2 separate regions of the Homo sapiens genome follow, and region 2 is linked to region 1. Evidence: chromatin loops called from intact Hi-C (ENCODE). Cell type or tissue: Calu3. All regions are shown on one strand. Each heading gives the region's core, and the rest is flanking DNA. Links, peaks and the distances in the headings are about the cores only. Region 1 has its middle 4.8 kb from the start of SRP9. Region 2 has its middle 23 kb from the start of SDE2.

What was found. A loop is a pair of places that touch in the nucleus more often than their neighbours do. Peaks named below come from ENCODE experiments on the same cell type or tissue, not always from the same donor. Only the 100,000 strongest peaks of a DNase experiment are listed, where the experiment ranks them.
Region 2: it touches region 1 in a loop (2.7-fold over the local background); 70 of 110 quality-filtered maps call a loop at or near these places.

The regions. Positions count from the first base shown.
Region 1 is chr1:225,770,340-225,775,717 of GRCh38, forward strand. No RefSeq gene overlaps it. Among named protein-coding and RNA genes, the nearest start is that of SRP9, 4.8 kb to the right of the region's middle. In Calu3, for the core only: a CTCF peak has its summit at 2,142 (motif pointing left); DNase peaks (open chromatin) are centred at 2,162 and 2,732.
Region 2 is chr1:225,973,930-225,979,307 of GRCh38, forward strand. No RefSeq gene overlaps it. Among named protein-coding and RNA genes, the nearest start is that of SDE2, 23 kb to the right of the region's middle. In Calu3, for the core only: a CTCF peak has its summit at 2,221 (motif pointing left); a DNase peak (open chromatin) is centred at 2,202.

The DNA of each region.
Region 1 (5,378 bases), core at 217-5,216:
CTCCCGAAGTGCTGGGAATACAGGCGTGAGCCACCACGCCAGCCTAGCTGAAGTTTTATTCCTGGCCCTTTCATCCCAGCAGCAATTCTTCCCTCCCCAGCCCCATCACACCCCTCTTCCCCCTGCAGCACCCCCACCCAGGTCGCTGTCCCCCTTTCCCACCTTCCCTACCGTGCTTCTTTGTCAATTAACAGAATTCCTGCCGCTGTTTGCTAATTGGGTTAATGGAGTGACTGCATAATTGTTCTCTCTCTCTTCACAGCCCAACTCACTATACTGGCTGCTTTCCGACAACCTACCTCTCAGCTGTTCCAGGATCACTAATTTGCAACAACAGCTTCCATTGTCGTCCACATCTGGGACTTCGGGATTTTAAGTGAATCTCTCTAAGGCGGAGAACAGAAGATGCTGCTATTTTGGTTTGTCTGGTCTACAATGGGGCCATTCTGCGGAGTTTCTGTTCAGTGCGGGGCTGCCCGGGTGAAGGGGAAATTGGAGCGGTGATGGGATTCAGCCAGAGAGCTGCATGCTGAGGACTAGGGAGGGAGGGGAGGAGGGGAAGGGGATGGGAGGAGGTGGGAGGTGGGGGCAAAATCTTGACCTTTTCTTCCCAGCCATATGGGTTTGCATTTCATTTTAATCAGTTTCAGATGAAACTGACAAGCCAGGAACCTCAGGAATCTCAGTGCCCCCACCTTTGGCCTCTGGTCTCTAGAACAGCCAGCAGCTGAGGTTGGACAGGGTGTGACCTGGCCTGACCCAGCTTCCCCCAGAGGAGGCAGCATTGAGGGTGGCCTTTGCGATACCCAAGGTTCCATCTGAGCCTGTTTTCTCTCAACGTCCTTGGGAAAAAAAACCAAGATTTTTTTTCCTCTGTTGTTTTTTGAAGGTGTTTGTTCGGCTTGAAATCTGTTTCACCTAAAAGGGATCATTACCTACCCAAAGTATAGAAATGATCACATTCTTGGAGTGGGGTGCAACTGGGGCAGTGACAGAAGCCTCCAGGAACTCTGAGATGTCCCTGGGGGATGCCTTAGTAGGTAGGGGTGGCATGAGGGTGCTAGTACAGTCTTTGGTCTAGAGGTCCCTTGAGCCCCCTTGGAGGGGCTATATTTCTTAGGTTGACTTCTTTTTTTTTTTTTTTCCTAGATGGAGTCTTGCTGTGTCACCCAGGCTGGAATACAGTGGTGTGATCACAGCTCACTGCAACCTCTGCCCCCCAAGTTCAAGCAATTTTCGTGCCTCAGCCTCCCAAGAGTAGCTGGGATTACAGGTGCACGCCACCACACCTGGCTAAGTTTTGTATTTTTAGTAGAGACGGGGTTTCACCATGTTTGTCAGGCTGGTCTTGAACTCCTGGCCTCAAGTGATCCACCCACCTAGGCCTCCCAAGTGCTGGGATTACAGGTGTGAGCCACCATGCCCAACCTTCTTAGGTTGACTTCTATCCCTGCCTTCTTTGCCCTTCCCTCCCCACTGTTCTCAGCCCCGGCCCCCACCCCAGCTGCAATCCTTGCTCCAGGGCTTCTGATCGGAATCCCCTAGGGAGTGCTGAATGTGGGTCCCTAGGGGTCAGCTCTGGGCTGCTCCCACACATACACAAGGAAGAACATTTTTCGGCATTTCATACAGTGACACTTTATATTGTTCTATCTTGTAATTGGTTTACTTCCTGATTTCCCCAAACAGCTATGAGGGTAGGAAATGGTCAGGCCTCTCTGAAACCCCAGTGTACTGTGCCCTGTTATGGTAGGTGCTTCATCCATGCTTATTTCTGCCTTCAGTTTTGATTATTTGTAAACTTGCCTAATCCCTGCACCCTCCCCTGCTTTCATTACTTGTAAGCTTCTTGTGCATATCTTTGTAGTCATTGTAGCACCCCTGGTAGGGTGACAGGCCCGGATTAGGTGCTCAGTAAGGAATTAATAAATTAAACTGGATTGGAGATTCCTGGTAATCAAATGAGAGCCCTTGTGAAAGGAAGTGTTGAGATTGAGCAAAAGGTAAACAAGTCCACCAACATGATTTCAGCTAAGCTGGGTGTATGTACTGATGTACTGAATGGGCGACCATTTCCTTCCAGAAAGGCTGGAGTCAGCCCTCCGGGATGGCTGTCTCTGTGTGACTGTCTGCACACCACTGCCCTCCACTGGACACTGAATCAAAGCTGCCCCAGACCCACGTTGGTGTCAGGACTCCCTCAGGTTTCCTTCCCTCCCTATCTGGGACACAACCTCCTGGGCAAACCGGTTTCTTGGTTGGCTTCTCTTACCAGGTTTGTTTTACCCTGTCTGCCTTGCATTGAATCCATGAAACTTGGGAAGTACAAGAGGAACAATGTCTTCTTTCACTCCTGGCATATAGCGGGGTCAATAAATATTTAATAAGTGAAAATAAACATGACACACATTCCTGGCAAGCCAGCAGCACTTCGGACTAGTACTATGATTATTAATATAAGAATCCATTTAAGGACCTATATATGTTCTTAGTCTAAAGCAGCTACAGTGCTGATTGTTTTTAGAAGACAACTGAGGAAAACAAAGAGGCACCAAAACTTAAGCAAAAGAAAGAGTTCAAAAACAGTCACTCCTCTTTATCTTAACAACCACCAAACTTTCCTCCTCTTGCATGCCTCCGCAGACCTTTGGGAAGATACAGAACAGGATGTAAAGGGAGGGGAAGTGAACACAGGTACTGCCAAGCCTCAGGGATTAGACTGCTCCCTCCCTCGCTTTGACGCGCTCTCCAGCTTCAGCTATTGGCATTTGTGAACTTGCCTTATTATCTCTGCCCCTGACCTCACTAGCTTGTAAATTGCCTTGCCCAGCACAATGACTGGCCTATAAAAGGTCTGCCATACACAGTTAACTGAATTCTGGTGGTTGAATATGCATGTTACTAATAATTTGCCAACAGTAATAATAAAATAGGTTGTTTTTTTTTAAAGAGACATCACATTTACAGCTTAGAAATTTTGATTTGGTGAGAAATTGTTTTCACCTTCCACAATTCAACTCTGGGGTTAGCTGTGGACCTGGTAGGCAGTGGGATATATGAATCTGAAGCTCAGGGAAGAAGCCTGGACGAAGTAGGAATCCAGGAGCCTCATAGCATGGAGGTTGGGGTTAAAACTCAAAGGGTATTGTCCAGGAAGAACTAGAGAAGGTGAAAACCAGAGGCTGGTGTCTTGGGATCCCAATCCTGAAGAACCAGGGGAGGCAGAGGAGGTCAGGACAGAGCCAGAGCAGAAGTCAGAGAGGAGCGAGAAAGAATGGGGCCAAAAAAGCCAGGGGTCTGGGAAGTTTTCGGGATTAGAGGGTGGCCAGTGGCCTCAAATACAGCTGAATAATCTAGTCACAAAGGATTGAGAGATGTCTGCTGGAGTGGGTAATATAATAGTCAGCTGGTGAACCCATGAAAGCAACTTTGGGGTGAGAGGGTAGATACAGTGGAAATGGGATGGGAAATGGGATCAGAAATGGGATCAGGAATGGGAGGCAAAGACATGAACACAATCGCGGGAGGTGGTGAACATAAGGAAAAGTGCAAGGGCTTTTGGTTTTGACCCTGCACCCAGGCTCTGCTTTACCGATCTAGCTTCTGTATTTCTACTAGTTACACTTTCTAAAAATCAAAATTAATCCTGTCACTTCCGGTTATGATTAACATCCACTGGCTTTTGCCATTTGCTGGACAATCCGGAGCAAAGTCTGGGGCCAATCTGTTTAGTGTCACTTATTTTTCAGGTTTGGTTTCTTCATCACCTGTAAAGGAGAGTGGCACAGGACTATAATCCCTTGTCCGAAATCCTTGAGGCCACCCGTATTTCAGAATTCACAGCCTTTTGGATCCTAGAAAGGTGATACAGTGCACATGTGGTATATTACATAATACCACCAGCAGGGTCTGTGCCCCACCCTGGAACCAAACACACCAAGTGAAACAAATAAAGACTAAGCAACCTTACTTGAGGTCAGGTCATTTTCTACTAATGGAGTTACCAAGATACTTTTGTTTTCCAGAGCTTTTCAGATTTTTGGAATTGTAATAAGGCTCACTGACCACCCTGGCAGAGTTGTTTGAAAGCTCAAATAAGATATGTGTGTGAAAATGAAGCAGAAAGGATAACCACAAAGGGTACAGAGGCCCTGATCTTCTTGACTGGGAATGAAAGGAATTTTTCCTTTTCTGACATTGTGCATGTGTGAGCAATTTATAAAGGACACTCTCTGATAGCCTTTCAGAAGCCACAGCAGGAAAGGAATAACCTAGTTTAAAGGATGCATCCAGCAGCCATAAAAAAAAAAAAAGAATGAAATCATGTCCTTTGTAGCAACATGGATAGAGCTGAAGGCCATTATCCTGTCAACGAACGTAGAAACAGAAAACCAGATACAGCATGCTCTCACTTATAAGTGGGAGCTAAACAATGGGCACTCATGTGGCTTGGCTCTGTGTCCCCACCCAAATCTCATGTTGAACTCTAATTCCCAGTGTTGGGGGAGGGACCTGGTGGGAGGTGATTGGATCATGGGGGTGGATTTCCCCCTTGCTGTTCTTGTGATAGTGAGTGAGTTCTCACAAGATCTAGTTGTTTAAAATTGTGTAGCACTTCCCCCTTCTCTCTCTCTCTCTCCTGCTGCCACGTGAAGAAGTGCTGGCTTCCAAGCACTTGATTTGGCCCTTCTGCCAGGATTGTTAAGTTTCCTGAGGCCTCCCCAGTCATGCCTCCTGTACAGCCTGCAGAACTGTGAGTTCAATTAAACCTCTTTTCTTCATAAATTACCCAGTCTCAGGTAGTTCTTTATAACAGTATGAGAATGGACGAATACGGGTACACATCAACATAAAGATGGAAATAATGGACACTGGTGACTCCAAAAGGGGGAGGGTGGGAAGATGGAAAGGGTTAAAAAGGTACCAATTGGGTACAATGCTCACTATTTGGGTGATGGGTACACTAGAAACCTAATGCCCACCAGTATGCAATATACCCATGTAACAAACATGCACATGTACCCCCGAACCTAAAATTAAATTTTTAAAAAAAGAATGCATCCTAGTGTGACTGGGGACATTTGCATAATCAAGGGCAATTCCCATAACTTCTTCCTTATCTTGATTTCTCTGCCTCTGTAGGGGCTGAGGCTGGGCTAAGCTTGGAGATGCTGGAACTCACAGTGATGGGGACCCTCACAATGGAGATCTGTTCTTTACTGTCATTCTCTCCATAACTGTGAGCTCTATGAGGCAGGGACTGGGCCTGTCTTGTTCACTGCTGGGTCTCTAATGCCTAGCCCAGCTCCTGGTGTTTGTCCAGGGTGGACACTTGTTTTACTTTTTGCTGAATTGAATTGAAACTGATCTCTTATGTT
Region 2 (5,378 bases), core at 307-5,306, 200 kb after region 1:
TTATATCCCCAAGGAAAATTTTGGGAAACATTAACCTGTATTTTCCTTCTTGTCATTTTTTCCTAGGCATAATCTTTGTTTTTGCATTAATGATTTTGCAATCTCTACAAAAATTTTATGTCCTTCCTCTTCTAACATGACAACAGGTGCAATATTTCATTCTTATATCTCAGAATCATTTTTCATCTTTTTTCCCACTTTACTCAGTTAAGAGCTATCCATTTTTCCAAAATCCATATTTCTGTATAGTGATATAAAAATTAATGCCTGCAAACTTTCAATTTTATCAGTGAATGCTTTTGTAAATAGAATCTTACATAGAACTCCAATATACAAAAATATAACAGTAATTATCTATCTATTTATCTATCCATATTTTTAATAGAGATGAGGTCTCACTACGTTGCCCAGACTGGTCTCGAACTTCCAGACTCAAAAGATCCTCCTGCCTCAGCCTCCCAAAGTGTCTAACAGTGATATTTTATTCAAATAAATATACTTTCTGAGTGTAAGGCTTGATGCTCACTTTGGTCATGTTGGTCAGTATGTGCCCTGAGGCTCTTCACATGAAGACAAAACTGGAGCCTGGAGCCGGGGAGGCCCACCTTACAGCCTCATCGTCCTGAGCAACCACAGAAACACAGCCCGTGAAATAGCGCTGCCACAGTACCGGGCCTGGCCTGAAGGATCTGTCAACTCCTCGGAAGCTGGGCGGACGAGTCCCCTCCCCACACCTTGCTGTGCCCACTCAGGACTTCCAGGCAGTTCTAGCAGCCCCACTAACTACACCCACGTGAATGGAGCTGGGGAGGAAGGGCACCTCCTGGACCCCGTCTGCCTGAACACCAACTAAGGATGACCTGGGGAGATGAACCTAGATCAAAAGCAGCCACTTTTTCTCTGAATTTCCAGGGTGTGGGCTGGGATTTTGTCCTCCTCTTCCCCTAGCCTTGTGTTTCTGTCTTTTCTAGATGCAGACTCTGGGCAGAGGCCTCTTTTGCCTGCCTGGTCTAAGAGCAGCTCAGGTTGGGTGTAATAACTGAGTTGAATCCTAATGTCAACACGTACATTTCCCACCAAGGAGAAATGCAGGGGCCAGTCACAAATAAATATGTCAGAGCTATACACAACACAGCTATATATACCCCCAGATTTATTTATTTATTTTATTTTTATTTTATTTTATTTTTGAGATGGAGTCTGGCTCTGTTGTCCAGGCTGGAGTGCAGTGGTGTGATCTCGGTTCACCACAACCTCTGCCTCCTGGGTTCAAGCAATTCTCATGCCTCAGCCTCCTGAGTAGCTGGGATTACAGGCACCCACCAGCATGCCTGGCTAATTTTTGTATTTTTAGTAGAGATGGAGTTTCGCCGTGTCGGCCGGGCTGGTCTCAAACTCCTGACCTCAGGCGATCCGCTCACCCCGGCCTCCTAAAGTGCTGGGATTACAGGCATGAGCCACCGCACCCGGCCCCAGATTTATTTTTGATAACACAAAAATAAAGACATGGTTGTATACACAGACACTGAAATTCCTCTAGCGGAAAACAACAGCAAATGATTAAAGATAACGTTGTTTGTTGAGGACAGAAGTAATAATGTTATGGGATATTCAGCAAGACTAAATGATTTATTCACCACCTGTACAGTGAAAACTGAAGCTAAATCTGAGAATTAAGGAATCAGAAAGAACAGGGCGCCGGGCGCGGTGGCTCACGTCCGTAATCCCAGGACTTTGGGAGGCCGAGGCAGGCGGATCACGAGGTCAGGAAATGGAGACCATCCTGGCTAACACGGTGAAACCCCGTCTCTACTAAAAATACAAAAAATTAGCCGGGCGTGGTGGCGGCGGGCGCCTGTGGTCCCAGCTACACGGGAAGCTGAGGCAGGAGAATGGCGTGAACCCCGGAGGCGGAACTTGCAGTGAGCCGAGATCCTGCCACTGCAATCCAGCCTGGGCGACAGAGCAAGATTCCGCCTCAAAAAAAAGAAAAAATAAATAAAAAAAGAACAGGGCCTAGTCCACCCCAGGCCAGCTGCACCTAATCATCAGTCTGCCACTTATGGTGTGTAGGGGAGTGTAGGGACGGGGAAAGGTGGGTCTCACAGGATTTGGCCATCCTGCTACCTGCTACCCCACTGCCAGGCAACACTGCCGCGCCACCTCCTCCCCACCTTCCCCAGCAGTCTCTCCCTGACGGCTTTGGCTGGCATTTGTTAGTGCACAGCGCCCTCTAGTGGTTACAGGAAGACTCTTCCTCAGAAATAGGTAACCTTTTTAATGGTTGGCTGGTGTTGAGCGACTCAACAGAATCCCTTTCTACAGAATTGCCACTCATGCACTCACTTCAGTTGCTCTCAGATTTTGGTAAAACAGTAAGTCCCAGTCATTTTCCTCAACCACCTTCAAAGACACCCATTTCTTTCTTTTTTTTTTTTTTGAGGAGGAGTCTCTCTCTGTCACCAGGCTGGAGTGCAGTGGCGCGTTCTCGGCTCACTGCAACCTCTGCCTCCCAGGTTCAAGTGATTCTCCTGCCTCAGCCTCCCGAGTAGCTGGGACTACAGGCGCCTGCCACCACGCCTGGCTAATTTTTTTGTATTTTTAGAAGAGACGGGGTTTCACCATGTTGGCCAGGCTGGTCTCAATCTCTTGACTTCGTGATCCACCCTCTTCAGCCTCCCAAAGTGCTGGGATTACAGGCGTGAGCCACCGCGCCCGGGCTAAAAGACACACATTTCTACAAGCAAATGTTTCAAAGCAGGTACATACACCCCAGTGGACATGTCATGTGGTCTGTTGAGAGATGATGAATTTATTTGGAATTCTGTTTGTTGTTTTATAAATATGTTAGTACACTGGATTCATTCAATAGATATTCATGGAGCACATTTTAGGTATCCGGCACTAATAAAACAGATCAACTCTCTGCCCTGGCAGAGCTTATTTTCTGAGGGGAGAGGGACATTTAACTAAAAAAAAAAAATATGATAAGGGGTAATAAGTACTATTAAAACAAAACAAAACAAAACAAAACCTGTCAGGACCTGGCACGGTGGCTCACGCTTGTAATCCCAGGACTTTGGGACGCCGAGGCGGGCGGATCACGAGGTCAGGAGTTCAAGACCAGCCTGACCAACACAGTGAAACCATGTCTCTACTAAAAATACAAAAATTAGCCAGGCGTGGTGGCACGCACCTGTAGTCTTAGCTACTCAGGAGGCTCAGGCAGGAGAATTGCTTGAAGCCAGGAGGCGGAGCTTGCAGTGAGCCGAGATCGCGCCACTGCACTCCAGCCTGGGCGACAGAGCAAGGCTCCATCTCAAAAAAATAAAACTGTCGGCCAGGCGCGGTGGGAGGCCGAGATGGGCAGATCACCTGAGGTCAGGAGTTTGAGACCAGCCTGGCCAACACAGCAAAACCCCGTCTCTACTAAAAATACAATCAATCAATCAATAGCTGGGCGTGGTAGCGCACACCTGTAGTCTCAATTACTTGGGAGGCTGAGGCAGAATTGCTTGAACTCCGGAGGCACAGATTGCAGTGAGCTGAGACGGCACCACTGCACTCCAGCCTGGGCGACACAGCGAGGCTGTCTCAAAAAAACAAAACAACCAACCAGTCAGGAAAGAAAGTGATGGGGGTGGGGGTTGCCATTTTAAACCGAGTGAAAGGTGAGAGAGTCTTCCCTGGGGACGTCTGGAAAAAGACTGTTCTGGAAGGAGGGACAGTCTGTGCCACGCCAGGGGAGCACAGTGTGTTTGGTTGGTTCAGGAAACAGCAAGGAGGCCCCGGGGGCTGTGGTGGAGTGAGGAGGAGTAGATGAGGTCAGAGAGGGGAGAGGCGTGCAGCCTGAGAGGGGATTGCTGGCCACTGCAAGTGCGTGGGCTTGTACTCCAAGGCCGATGGAGGGCTCTGACAGATGAGTGACATCATGTGGGGTGCACCCCCAAATGTTTTACTAATCAGACATGCACAATTAATGTTTGCAGGCTGGAGGGCTGCAGAATAAACTCCACAACAAGCCCACTGTTTCCTCACTGAGGCTCGCAGTTGGAAGAGGCAGCCTGTGAGCCGTCTTCGAAGTTAAGTACCAGCCTGGCAACACAGTGAGACCTTGTCTCTGCAAGTAATTTTTAAAAGATTAGCCGGGCAAGGTGGCACATGCCTGTGGTCCCAGCCCGAGCGGTGGAGGCTGCAGTGAACTGTGATTGTGCCACTACACTCCAGCATGAGTTACATAGCGAGACCTCATCTCAAAAAAAAAAAAAGCAGAACTTCAACAAGGAGAGATGGGACATACCAGGCTAATCGCCATTCCTACACTACCCCGTAATTGGACCAAAAGATCTACTTAGTAAACTGAGGGATCCAGCACTACGGTATGGTGCAATACCCAGTATCACACTCCTGTTTTCATTGAGCATTTGTCTACAACTCCTAATTCTTACTACTTTTTTGCAAGATGCTTTAAAGTATGTTTGTCACCCCCATGCAAATTTCAGCTATGCCTCACAGCTCAATTCATAAAATTAAACAGATACCGCAGTTTGCCAGATGAGGTCACCCAGCCCCACACCAGCAAGGCCAAGGTTAGGACTCACAGACCACAGCTCTCGCACTTGTTTCTGCACCTCTGCCAGCCTGGCATGTAAGGAGTCCCCACAGGAAAGACATCTGACTGGTCATAACGCTTTTATTTTACATATATTCCACTTATCACAAGGGTGGCTGAGGGAAGGGCAGAGCGTGCTAAAAGCCCCAAGTCCTCCCAGCCTCATGTGGCTTTGATTCAGCTCTGTACACGTGTGTTTGGATTAAGGTGGACAGTTCTGCTGTGCTCACTGCCTTGCCTTAAGATGTGTTCTAGAGGGGCACTGCCTAATACAGGAGCTCAAAGTCACACGGGGCTATTAAGCACCTGGAATGTAGCCACTGTGAATTGAAAAGTGCTGTAAGTATAAAATACACACCAGATTTCAGACTTAGCACAAAAATGTAAACTATCTCAATAATTTTCTATTATTGAAATATTTTGAATATTTTTGGGTTAAATAAAATATATTGCTAAAATTAATTTCACCTGCTTCTTTGTAATTTTTTTTTTTTTTTTTTTTTTTTTTTTTTGAGATGAGGTCTCACTCTGTCGCCCAGGCTGGAGTTGCAGTGACGCCTTCAAAGTTCACTGTATCATTGGCCGGGCGTGGTGGCTCATGCCTATAATCCCAGCACTCTGGGAGGCTGAGGCATGCAGATCACCTGAGGTCAGGAGTTCAATACCAGCCTGGCCAACATGGTGAAACTCTATCTCTACAAAAAAAATACAAAAATTAGCTGGGCGTTGTGGCACGTGCCTGTAAGTCCAGTTACTCAGGAGGCTG